Regions from separate parts of the Homo sapiens genome. Here region 1 is linked to region 2. A link is a loop called in an ENCODE intact Hi-C map of the cell type or tissue named here. Cell type or tissue: endothelial cell of umbilical vein. All regions are shown on one strand. Each heading gives the region's core, and the rest is flanking DNA. Links, peaks and the distances in the headings are about the cores only.

Region 1 (5,384 bases), core at 195-5,194, 51 kb after region 2:
AAAGCACTAGGGCATGATAGATTTAGTCTTTTAACTTTAAAATTTGTTGGTTATTCCAAAAATGTTTCCACCTACAGAAAAATCATTAAGATATAATAAAACAAATTGTTATTCTTATGCACGTAAAATGAAATTTAAAACCACCATCTCCTAGTTGATAAGGCAGTACTATATATATATATATATATATATATATATATTTTTTTTTTTTTTTTTTTGAGATGGAGTCTCGCTCTGTCACCCAGGTTGGAGTGCAGTGGCACGATCTCTGCTCACTGCAACCTCCACCTCCTGGATTCAAGGGATTTTCCTGCCTCAGCCTCCTGAGTGCTGGGACTACAGGCGCGTGCCACCATGCCTGGCTAATTTTTGTATTTTTAGTAGAGACAGGGTTTCGCCATGTTGGGCAGGCTGATCTCAAACTCCTGACCTGAGGTGATCCATCCCCATTGGCCTCTCAGAGTGCTGGGATTACAGGCGTGAGCCACTGCGCCTGGCCAGTCATATAATTTGAGTACTTTTTTAGAGAAGCATCATAGCATAGAGATAGTATATCGACTCTAGAGCAAGTTTGCTTGGCTTTATTTCTTTTATTTTTAAAAATTTTCTTTGTATAAATTTATGGGGTACAAGTGTTACATGTATATATTGAGTAGTGGTGAAGTCAGGGCTTTTCTTCTTCTTTTCTTTTTTTGAGACGGAGTTTCACTCTTTTTGCCCAGGCTGGAGTGCAATGGCCCGATCTCGGCTCCGCAACCTCCGCCTCCTGGGTTCAAGTGATTCTCCTGCCTCAGCCTCCCGAGTAGCTGGGATTACAGGCATGCGCCACCACACCCAGTGAGTTTCTACTTTTAATAGAGACGGGGTTTCTCCACGTTGGTCAGGCTAGTCACGAACTCCCGACCTCAGGTGATCCGCCCGCCTCGGCCTCCCAAAGTGCTGGGATTGCAGGCATGAGCCTCCGCACCTGGCCTTTTTCTTTTATTTTTAAATTTTATTTATTTATTTATTTTTGGTAAGTCATGCATAGGGCTTTTTTGTGTATCCATCTCCAAAATAACATACATTGTACCCTGCATTTAAAACGTTATCGTGCTACTTACTGGCTGTGTGACTTTGGGTGAATTACTTTGCCTCTCTGTGCCTTAGTTCTGTCATCTGTATAATGATGAAAACAATACCTAAAAGGGATTCAATTATTTCATATTTATAATGTGTTTAGAACAGTGCCTGAAACATAGTGCTAAATATGTGATATAATTTGTCTTTCAGATAATTTGTTAAAAGCCATTTTTAGTATTTAACTTATCTTAAATATACTTATGAGGCTCTAACCAAACTATACCATCTCTATGAAAAAACAAGATTATGTGTTTCACATGAAGCCATGCATCTTGCAAAGATGTGCTGATGAAAAGTGCAACATGCACTTCAGGAATCTGCTTTCTATAAAAGCTTTTATGTTTCTGGTCTGCTTATTTCTAGGTGCCATATCTTAACTAAAAATGTTAACTGGTTGTCTTTATCTATAGCAGTATATAAGGATTCTTAAAATTTGGATCTTATAGATGGAGTGTTTTAAAACAATTGATAGTGGCTTACTCCCATTCTCTGGACTGAGGGCTCAGTCTGACTGCCACTGTTCGCATTGTTAGTTTAAGTAATAGTGCTGATCACACTGCTTTCCAAGGAGGTTTTCACTTTCTTCCATATATATTTCTTTTCTTTCTTTTCCTTTTTTTCTTTTTCTTTTCTTTTCTTTCTTTCTTTTTTTTTTTTTTTTTTTTTTGAGACAGAGTCTCTGTTGCCCAGGCTGGAGTGCAGTGGCATGATCTCAGCTCACTGCAGCCTCCGCCTCCTGGGTTCAAACAATTCTCCTGCCTCAGCCTTCCAAGTAGCTGGGATTACAGGCATGGGCCACCACACCCGGCTAATTTTGTATTTTTAGTAGAGACAGGGTTTCACTATGTTGGTCAGGCTGGTCTTGAACTCCTGACCTCTGGTGATCCACCTGCCTCAGTCTCCCAAAGTGTTGAGATTACAGGCGTGAGCCACTGCGCCCAGGCTGAATCTTTATTTTCTTTGTGTGCTCTGCTCAGCCGTCTCAGTATTCTGCCCTGGGAAATGTTGAAAGGAGGGTTTTAAGCTTAAGATTCTTTTTACAGGATAATTTCCACATTGATTCCAAACTGAAAATAGATCCCGCGTTGCATAGGAACACTTTCACTCTATGTAGTCGGGGTGGGACTGACTCTCTTCCTTATTTCCAGGAATGGGGACTGTGACAGAGACCTAGCCAATCAGGGCTTTCTTGGAACTTTTGCTGGGACCACTGGGAAAGGGGTTTTCTTTGTTGGGATTCCTACCTTTAGAGATACTGGTGGTCATCTCTACCACCATATGAAGAAAGCTTGTTGAGAAATAAAGGAAGTACAGAGGAAAGCGGTGGTAAGACAAAGAAAAATAGATTTCTAATTATATTTTTATCTCTTTTATCCATTTCTGAAGCTGAATGACTTAGTTATATGATCCAATAGTTTTCTCCCCACTTTAAAAATTACATTTCCAGCCCTCCATCAATGATTGAACCTAAGTTACTGATCTATGGCATATTCTATGTAAAGCTTTCAAGTACTTTTCTAGGTATGGTAATCAAGGTTTTAATATTTAAGCATTTAAAACATAGTTTTTAATTTTTTAAATTAAAAACAGTTATTTTTTATTTTTATAAAGTCAGGGTCTCACTTTGCTGCCTAGGCTGGTCTTGAACTCCTGGCTTCAAGAGATCCTCTTGCCTTGGCCTCCCAAAGTGCTGGGATTATAGGCATGAGCCACTACACCTGGCCAAAAATATTATTTAAATTCACTTTTATTTGTTTTTTAGAGACAGGGTTTTACTCTGTTGCCCAGCTGGACTTAAATTCCTGGTCTCAAGGGAACCTCCCACCTTAGCCTCTCCAGGAGCTGGGACTACAGGTGCATGCCACCACACCTGGCATATATAAACACACATCTTTAGCATATAAAACAAAGGAATAAATTAACATGCAAAATTTATAAATGTCATATGTGGGCATAATTGAATTTCATGATAATCTGAAAACTGTAATTGACAATTTCAGAATAAGGCATCTAGTCAAAAAAGCAATGAGTAAATAAATGACTGCAGAAGGAAAAAAAAAAAACCCAAAAAACCATTAGTCATATCCAGCAAGAAGGGCATTCTCTGCTAGACAAGTACTTATTAGAAACTACCAAGTTGGCCTGGCACAGTGGCTCAGGCCTGTAATCCCAGCACTTTGGGAGGCCGAGTCAGGTGGATCAGTTGAGGTCAGGAGTTCGAAACCAGCCTGACCAACATGGTGAAACCCCATCTCTACTAAAAAAATAGAAAATTAGCCAGGCATGATGGCACACACCTGTAATCCCAGCTACGTGGGAGGCTGAGGCAGGAGAATCGCTTGAACCCAGGAGGTGGAGGTTGCAGTGAGCTGAGATCATGCCATTGCACTGCAGCCTGAGCAACAAGAGTGAAACTCTGTCAAAAAAAAAAAAAAAAAAAAAAAAAAAAAAACAAAAAAACGGCCTGGCGCTGTGGCTCACGCCTGTAATCCCAGCACTTTGGGAGGCCAAGGCGGGCAGATCATGAGGTAAGCAGATCGAGACCATCCTGGCCAACGTGGTGAAACGCCGTCTCTACTAAAAATACAAATATTAGCCGGGTGTGGTGGTGCGTGCCTGTAGTCACAGCTACTTAGGAGGCTGAGGCAGGAGAATCGCTTGAACCTGGGAGGCAGAGGTTGCAGTGAGCCAAGACTGTGCGACTGCACTCCAGCCTGGTGACAGAGTGAGACTCCATCTCAAAAAAAAAAGAAACTACCAAATTTACAGGTTCGGTCTCTTTTTCTGAAACCGTAGGGGATAGATAGATTTTCAAAGCCAGAATTGTTCTTAAAGCTCTCTTTTGTGGTATGCTTGTTTGGGTTTCCGTTGTATTAGAGGCTTTCCTCAAATGTTTGTTGATGCTTATGTGTCTGTTCATATTTGAATGTGAAGCACTGAAAAGCTGAGCAGAGCATATTTCACTAGCACTGCCTTGGGCATATCAACTTGGAGGTCTTTATTACTGAACATTTTCTTTAGGGCTAATATCTCAAGCTGTATGTATTTTCTCCTGGGGAAGGACCCCTCCAATCCCTTGCCTGAGGTGGGAAAGCTATCTTAATCTTATCCTGGACATAGATCGCAGGGAAGGGGCTTGCAGGTGTGATGGTTCAGCATGACTTGGTGGGCTGTGGGGAGGGCTTGTTGGCCTAATTATACTTCACAAAAAATTTTTAGTTATGTTTGCACATTTTTTTCTATGCAGTCCTGTCACTTGAGGCATATTTTTTTTTGTGTGTGATAAAATATACATCACATAAAATTTACCTTTTTTTTTTGAGACAGAGTCTCGCTTTGTCGCCCAGGCTGGAGTGTGGTGGCATGATCTTGGCTCACTGCAACCTCCATCTCCCGGGTTCAAGCAATTCTTCTGCCTCAGCCTCCCAAGTATTTGGGACTACAGGTGCACACTGCCACACTCGGCTATTTTTTTCTATTTTAGTAGAGATGGGGTTTTACCTTGTTGGCCAGGCTGGTCTCGAACTCCTGAGCTCAGGCTGTCTGCCTGCCTCAGGCTCCCAAACTGCTAGGATTACAGGCATAAGCCACTGTGCCCGGCCCATTTTACCCATTTTTATGTGTACAACTTAGTGCCATTAGGTACATTCACAGTATTGAGCAACCGTCACCACTAGCCATTTCCAGAACTTCTCATCAACTGAAACAGAAACTATGCATTAAATAAATAGCCCCCCTTTCTACCTCCCTTCAGACCCTGGTAACCTCTATTTTCTGTCTCTATGAATTTCACGTTGCCTATTCCAGGTGCCTCATGTAAGTGGTATCATACAATATTTGTCCTTCTGTGTTGCTTTAACCTTCTTAGTTTTCATATAACTCAGGTTAAGTAAATCGTCTACGATCAGCAGCTTTAAGTGGCAATATGGCCATAGAAACCTAAGTGTATCTGTCAAAAAAAAGAGCATACTCTTAACCATTCTGCACTGCTACTTTAGCAGTGAGCATTTCCCCCTTCCATATGCAGATATGTATCCATATATAGCAAGTGTTTTACACTTGACATTGTATCTGGAATGTTTTCTCATACAATTAAAAATTCTTTGAAACATTTTAATGCTTCCTAATAATCTATTATTGTGAATGCATCATGCTTTAATTTGCTGTTGACAATTCTTTTTCTTTTTTTCTTTTTTTGAGACAGAGTCTCACTCTGTCACCCAGGGCTGGAGTGCAGTGGTGCGATCTGGGCTCACTGCAGC
Region 2 (5,384 bases), core at 258-5,257:
AGTTCGAGCTTCCAGGCCTCTTTGTTTACACTTGGTTGGAAATGCAGAAATCACCCACGTCTGCGTCCATCTCACTGGGAGCTGCAGACCAGAGCTATTCCCATTCGGCCATCTTGGAACTTATCCTCTTTTTTTTTTTTTTTTTTTTTTTTGAGATGGAGTCTTTCTCTGTCACCCAGACTGGAGTGCAGTGGCACAATCACAGCTCACTGAAACCTCTGGCTCCTGGGTTCAAGCGATTCTCCTGCCTCAGCCTCCTGAGTAGCTGGGATTACAAGCATGCACCACCACACATGGCTAGCTTTTGTATTTTTAGTAGAGATGGGGTTTCACCATGTTGCCCAGGCTGGTCTCAAACTCCTGACCTCAAGTGATTCACCCACCTTGGCCTCCCAAAATGCTGGGATTGCAGACATGAGCCACCGTGCCCAGCCCCATTTCCATCTCTTGATTCCTGTATTTATTCTGGCTGTGGGAAAGACAGCACCACATATTGGTCTCTGATTCAAAACACACACTGCATCTTGTAAGATAGCATGGCTTTCTTTCAGGACATTGTCTTTAAACCAACTGAGTCTTCAGTAAGCCATTATACTTTTCTACTAGGCCAGATGTTTCTAGGTGAAGGAATACATGGTATGACCTGTAAATTTTATGGGCATAATCCCATCGTTGTATTTCTTTTGCTGTGAAATAATCACACGCACTGTTGTGCAGAATACAGTTGAAATGAATAAGGCATTTTATGAGTCCATGCATAGTGGTGCAAGCATTATAGGCAGGGAAGGCAAGTCCATATCCAGAATATGTGTCCATTCCAGTGAAAAGATCTCTGTCCGCTTCCATGAGGGAAACAGTCCAATATAATCAACTGACCACCAGGTGGCTGGCTGACTTGTCTCTCCAAGGAAGGGTGGCAAATTGGAGACCCAGTGTTGGTTTGTGCTGTTGGCCAGTTAGTATTGTTAGCAGTAGCAATGTAGCTGGGCTGCAAGGCCAGCCTTTGTGAGAACATCATATTGCTGAGCCCATGCAGAGCCTCTATTCTGGACAACATGACCAGTTTGCACATGGGTCCATTGAGAAATCACTAGGGTGGCTGGTTAAAGTGGCTGACTGACATCAAGAGAATGAGTCATTTTGTTCACCTGATCATTAAAAGTTTCCTTATCAGATGGTGCCCTTTGGTGAGTATCTACATGGGACACAAATATATTCACATGGAATGTTTCAACCATCCTGAAAGGTCCACCCACATACCTCTTCCTTAGATCCTCTTGTATCATTCTTCCAATCTTGTCCTCTCTGAGTCCTTAATCATCCAGCCCAAATGTTAGCAACTGCCCATGAATCAGTGCTGATCCATACTTCTGACCATGTTTCAGTCCAGATAAGGTGGACAACCAAACATGTTGCTCTAATTTATGCTCATTAGGAGAATTTCCCTCTACTACTGCCCTTCAAGGCCACCTCTCATTGGGACTGTAATGATGTAACCATCCACCTCTGGTTGGTAACAGCATATCATGTAGAACCATTTGCATACCAGGCCTGGGATTTTCCCCCCTCAGTCAATCAGTTGTAAGAAACTCCTTATAAAATAATAGATATGAGTTGAGAGAGGAGCAGTCACTGTTGAAGGACTCTTCATGGAATTACCTATTTCCCATTTCTGCATAAGTCTGATATATGCCATTTCCACTTGAGGACAGATTGCTGTCATGTGTACCCAACCTTATGGCTTGGTGGTTCAGGTAGCACCCATTTCATAAAGGGAAGCTCAGTTAACATTGCCACTTGATGTCCCATAGTTAGGCATTCAGTCTCTACCCCGGGCTAAATAGCCAGACGACAGCTGTTTCTGAAAAGCTCAAATAATTATTTGCAGAAAAGGGCATGGATTTGCTCCAAAGCCCTAGAGGTCTATATGATGATTTTCCTTTGGTACAAAGTGTATCTGCTTACTACATAATAGAATAAGTATTTTATATGTAGAGCTGTTTCAGTATTCAATATTGCCATTCTCAGGGGGTAATTTTTATTTTCTTGTTAGAAAGCTTTTGTTTAAAATATGTTGTTTTGGGCCAGGAGTGGTGGCTCACACCTGTAATCCCAGCACTTTGGGAGGCCGAGACGGGTGCATCATGAGGTCAGGAGTTCAAGACCAGCCTGGCCAACATGGCAAAACCCCGTTTCTACTAAAAATGCAAAAATTAGCTGGGTGTGGTGGCAGGCGCCTGTAATCCCAGCTACTTGGGAGGCTGAGGCAGAAGAATTATTTGAACCTGGGAGGCGGAGGTTGCAGTGAGCCGAGATCACACCACTGCACTCCAGCCTGGGCTACGTGAGCGAAACTCGGTCTCAAAAAAAAAAAAAAATGTGTTTTAGTCAGGCGTGGTGGCTCACACCTGTAATCCCAGCACTTTGGGAGGCCAAAGCAAGTGGATCACCTGAGATTAGGAGTTCGAGACCAGCCTGGCCAACATGGTGAGACCCCCATCTCCACTAAAAAATACAAAAGTTAGCTGGGTGCGGTGGCCTGTGCCTGTAGTCCCAGCTACTCAGGAGGCTGAGGCAGGAGAATCGCTTGAACCCGGGAGGTGGAGGTTGCGGTGAGCTGAGATGTACCACTGCACTCCAGCCTGGGCGACAGAATGAGACTCCATCTCAAAAAAATAAAATAAAATAAAATAAAAATGTTATTTTTATCTTCTGATCCTCCTCAAAATTTTACTCTGGTTTCTATTGACCTTATTATTTTATGTCAACTTTTCCTTCACTTTTCTTCTCCTGTTATGTTTTTTCTTATATTTTCCTCCTTTCGTTTCTATGGATATTGCCTTTTCCATCGACCTTTTCCAAGTTTTCCTCATTTCTGTTAATTTTCTATTTGACACAATTCATTTCTTTTCCTTAGTCTTCCTATTCTTTCTTGCCTCCACTTTTGTCTCTCTGCATTTTTTAATCAATTACATTTTATTTCTACTAGTTCTTATTAGTGCCACTTAAAGAATCTAACACATGCCTCTGAGATAAGATTTTTTATTTATCCTTGTAGAGCTTATAGGATTCCAATGGAAAAGATGCCAATGGAAAAACTTATTCAGTACATGTGAACATTTAATATAGTGTGAATTAGTTGAATTAGTTGTTGAGAAGGTCAAAGTTCAATATCTCTAAAAATCAGAGAGGGTCCCCAAAGGCAAAATTCTTATTTCTCTACGATCATACTGCATCACTAACTCTGAGTGCCCTTGCAAATCTGCATCTTTAGATATTAAAAAGGGAAAGCAACTCTATGTGCACACCCCACAGCCAAGTATGTTAATGTGTTGTATTTATTATAAAAAAAAGCTTTTTAATAAACTCCACAGTTGTAAAGATTTCATCTCTGATCATATATTAAGCGGTTTTATAAGCTTCCAGTTCAAAATATAAATATCGTAGTTACACTTAGAACAACCTCTAGTAAAGCCAAATATATTTTAAACATTCTTATATGAAGATGTTTGACCCTGAAAAGTCTACTGTAACATATCTGAAAAATTTTTAAGCACCTAAAATTTCTCTACCAATAGCACAAACACAGTTGTAATATCAACTTTCTCAGTAGTGAAAATAATATTTTCCTGAGACATAATCTTGGAGAGTGATATTTAAGGAGAAAGTTCAATCTGTTGTCATATACATCTTCACAAGAAAATGATTGAACTAACATTGGCTTTTGCAGTAATGTAAATAAAACTCCAGCGAGTCCTGAAAGATTTCTTGTAATAAACACATTGCTATTCAAATAATATATTTCATTAGTATATTATATTCTAGAAGCAAACACATCATATAATTAAGATATTTTACATGTTATATGTTACTTAACATTTCTTTTGAAAATTGTTTTTTTTTATTTTTTGTAGAGATGGAGTCTTGAATTCCTGGGCTCAAGTGATCCTCCTGCCTCAGCCTCCCAAAATGATGAGGTTACAGGCATGAGCGACCACACCTGGCCTTACTTAACATTAATTGGATTAAAATATATATATATATATATATATATATATATATATATATATATATATATGCAAAATTTTTTTTTTTGAGACGGAGTCTCTCTTTGTCACCCAGGCTGGAGTGCAGTGGCACGATTTCGGTTCACTGCAACATCTGCTTGCCAGGTTCAAGCGATTTTCCTGCCTAAAACTCCCAGAGTAGCTGAGATTACAGGTGTGCACTACCTACCTGGCTTTTTTTTTTTTTTTTTTTTTTTTTTTTTTTAGTACAGACAGGGTTTCATCATGTTGGTCATGCTGGTCTCGACCTGAAATGATCCACCGGCCTCAGTCTCCCAGAGTGCTGGGATTCCAGATGTGAGCCACCGTGCCCGGCCAGAATTAAATATATTTAAAAATTTTTAATATTAATAAATTTGTAAAGAAGCAAAAACCAGTGGTTGGGGCATTATCTATAGCCAGTGTAAAAAGAAAAAAATTACTCAGTGATACCTGTTGAAGCACAGTTAGGAAGATTTTATTCAGTACCACTGCGATAGGAAGAGGGACCACCACAATGAGGTCTTGCAGTGGGAAAGAGAGATTGGGCTCAACTTCAATAACATCACAGTGGGAATTATAGCCAAGGAGCAGAGTGGGAGTCAGTGGATAGAAATTTACAAAGAAGAAATGTCAGGGGTAAAGAGGATTCAAGCTAAACCAAACTAACAGGATGTTTCCTGAAGACAGGCCAGGGTGACCAGATATCACCTGGGGAACAGGGAGAATGAGGAACCTGATCAGGTATTGAAGATGATCAGATATCATGGATGAGGGCAGTTCTTGTCAAATTCACCCAGCAGGGTTCTTTGCTAAAATGGGATTTTACAAGAAAGTGGACAAATGGGCTTAGCAGAAGGTTAAGAAGCCTGACTAGGCTGGGCGCGGTGGATCACGCCTGTAATCCCAGCACTTTGGGAGGCCGAGGCGGGCGGATCACGAGGTCAGGAGATCGAGACCATCCTGGCTAACACGGTGAAACCCCGTCTCTACTAAAAATACAAAAAATTAGCCGGGCATGGTGGCGGGCGCCTGTAGTCCCAGCTACTCGGGAGGCTGAGGCAGGAGAATGGCGTGAACCCGGGAGGCGGAGCTTGCAGTGAGCCGAGATCGCGCCACTGCACTCCAGCCTGGGGGAGAGAACAAGACTCCTCTCAAAAATAAAAAAAAATAAAAAGAAGCCTGACTAAAGTTTGGCCAAGCAAGGGATCTTTTGTCACCAGATTGCCAGGATTCAGATTCTGCTTCTGAAGCATACTAGCTGTGTAACTGTGGGCAAATTACTTAACCCATGGCTCAGTTTTCACATCTGTAAAATGGGACTAATAATAATATGTA

The links. Peaks named below come from ENCODE experiments on the same cell type or tissue, not always from the same donor. Only the 100,000 strongest peaks of a DNase experiment are listed, where the experiment ranks them.
Region 1: a loop joins it to region 2, with 5 times the contacts of the local background. A loop is called at or near these places in 4 of 110 quality-filtered maps.

What each region holds. Positions count from the first base shown.
Region 1 is chr12:42,305,371-42,310,754 of GRCh38, forward strand. LOC124902921 (a long non-coding RNA gene) reads right to left here and starts at 1,182. Exons shown (of 2, transcript XR_007063280.1): 1 at 1,104-1,182. In endothelial cell of umbilical vein, for the core only: no CTCF peak of the experiment used is centred there; no DNase peak of the experiment used is centred there.
Region 2 is chr12:42,254,546-42,259,929 of GRCh38, forward strand. No RefSeq gene overlaps it. Among named protein-coding and RNA genes, the nearest start is that of YAF2, 19 kb to the left of the region's middle. In endothelial cell of umbilical vein, for the core only: no CTCF peak of the experiment used is centred there; no DNase peak of the experiment used is centred there.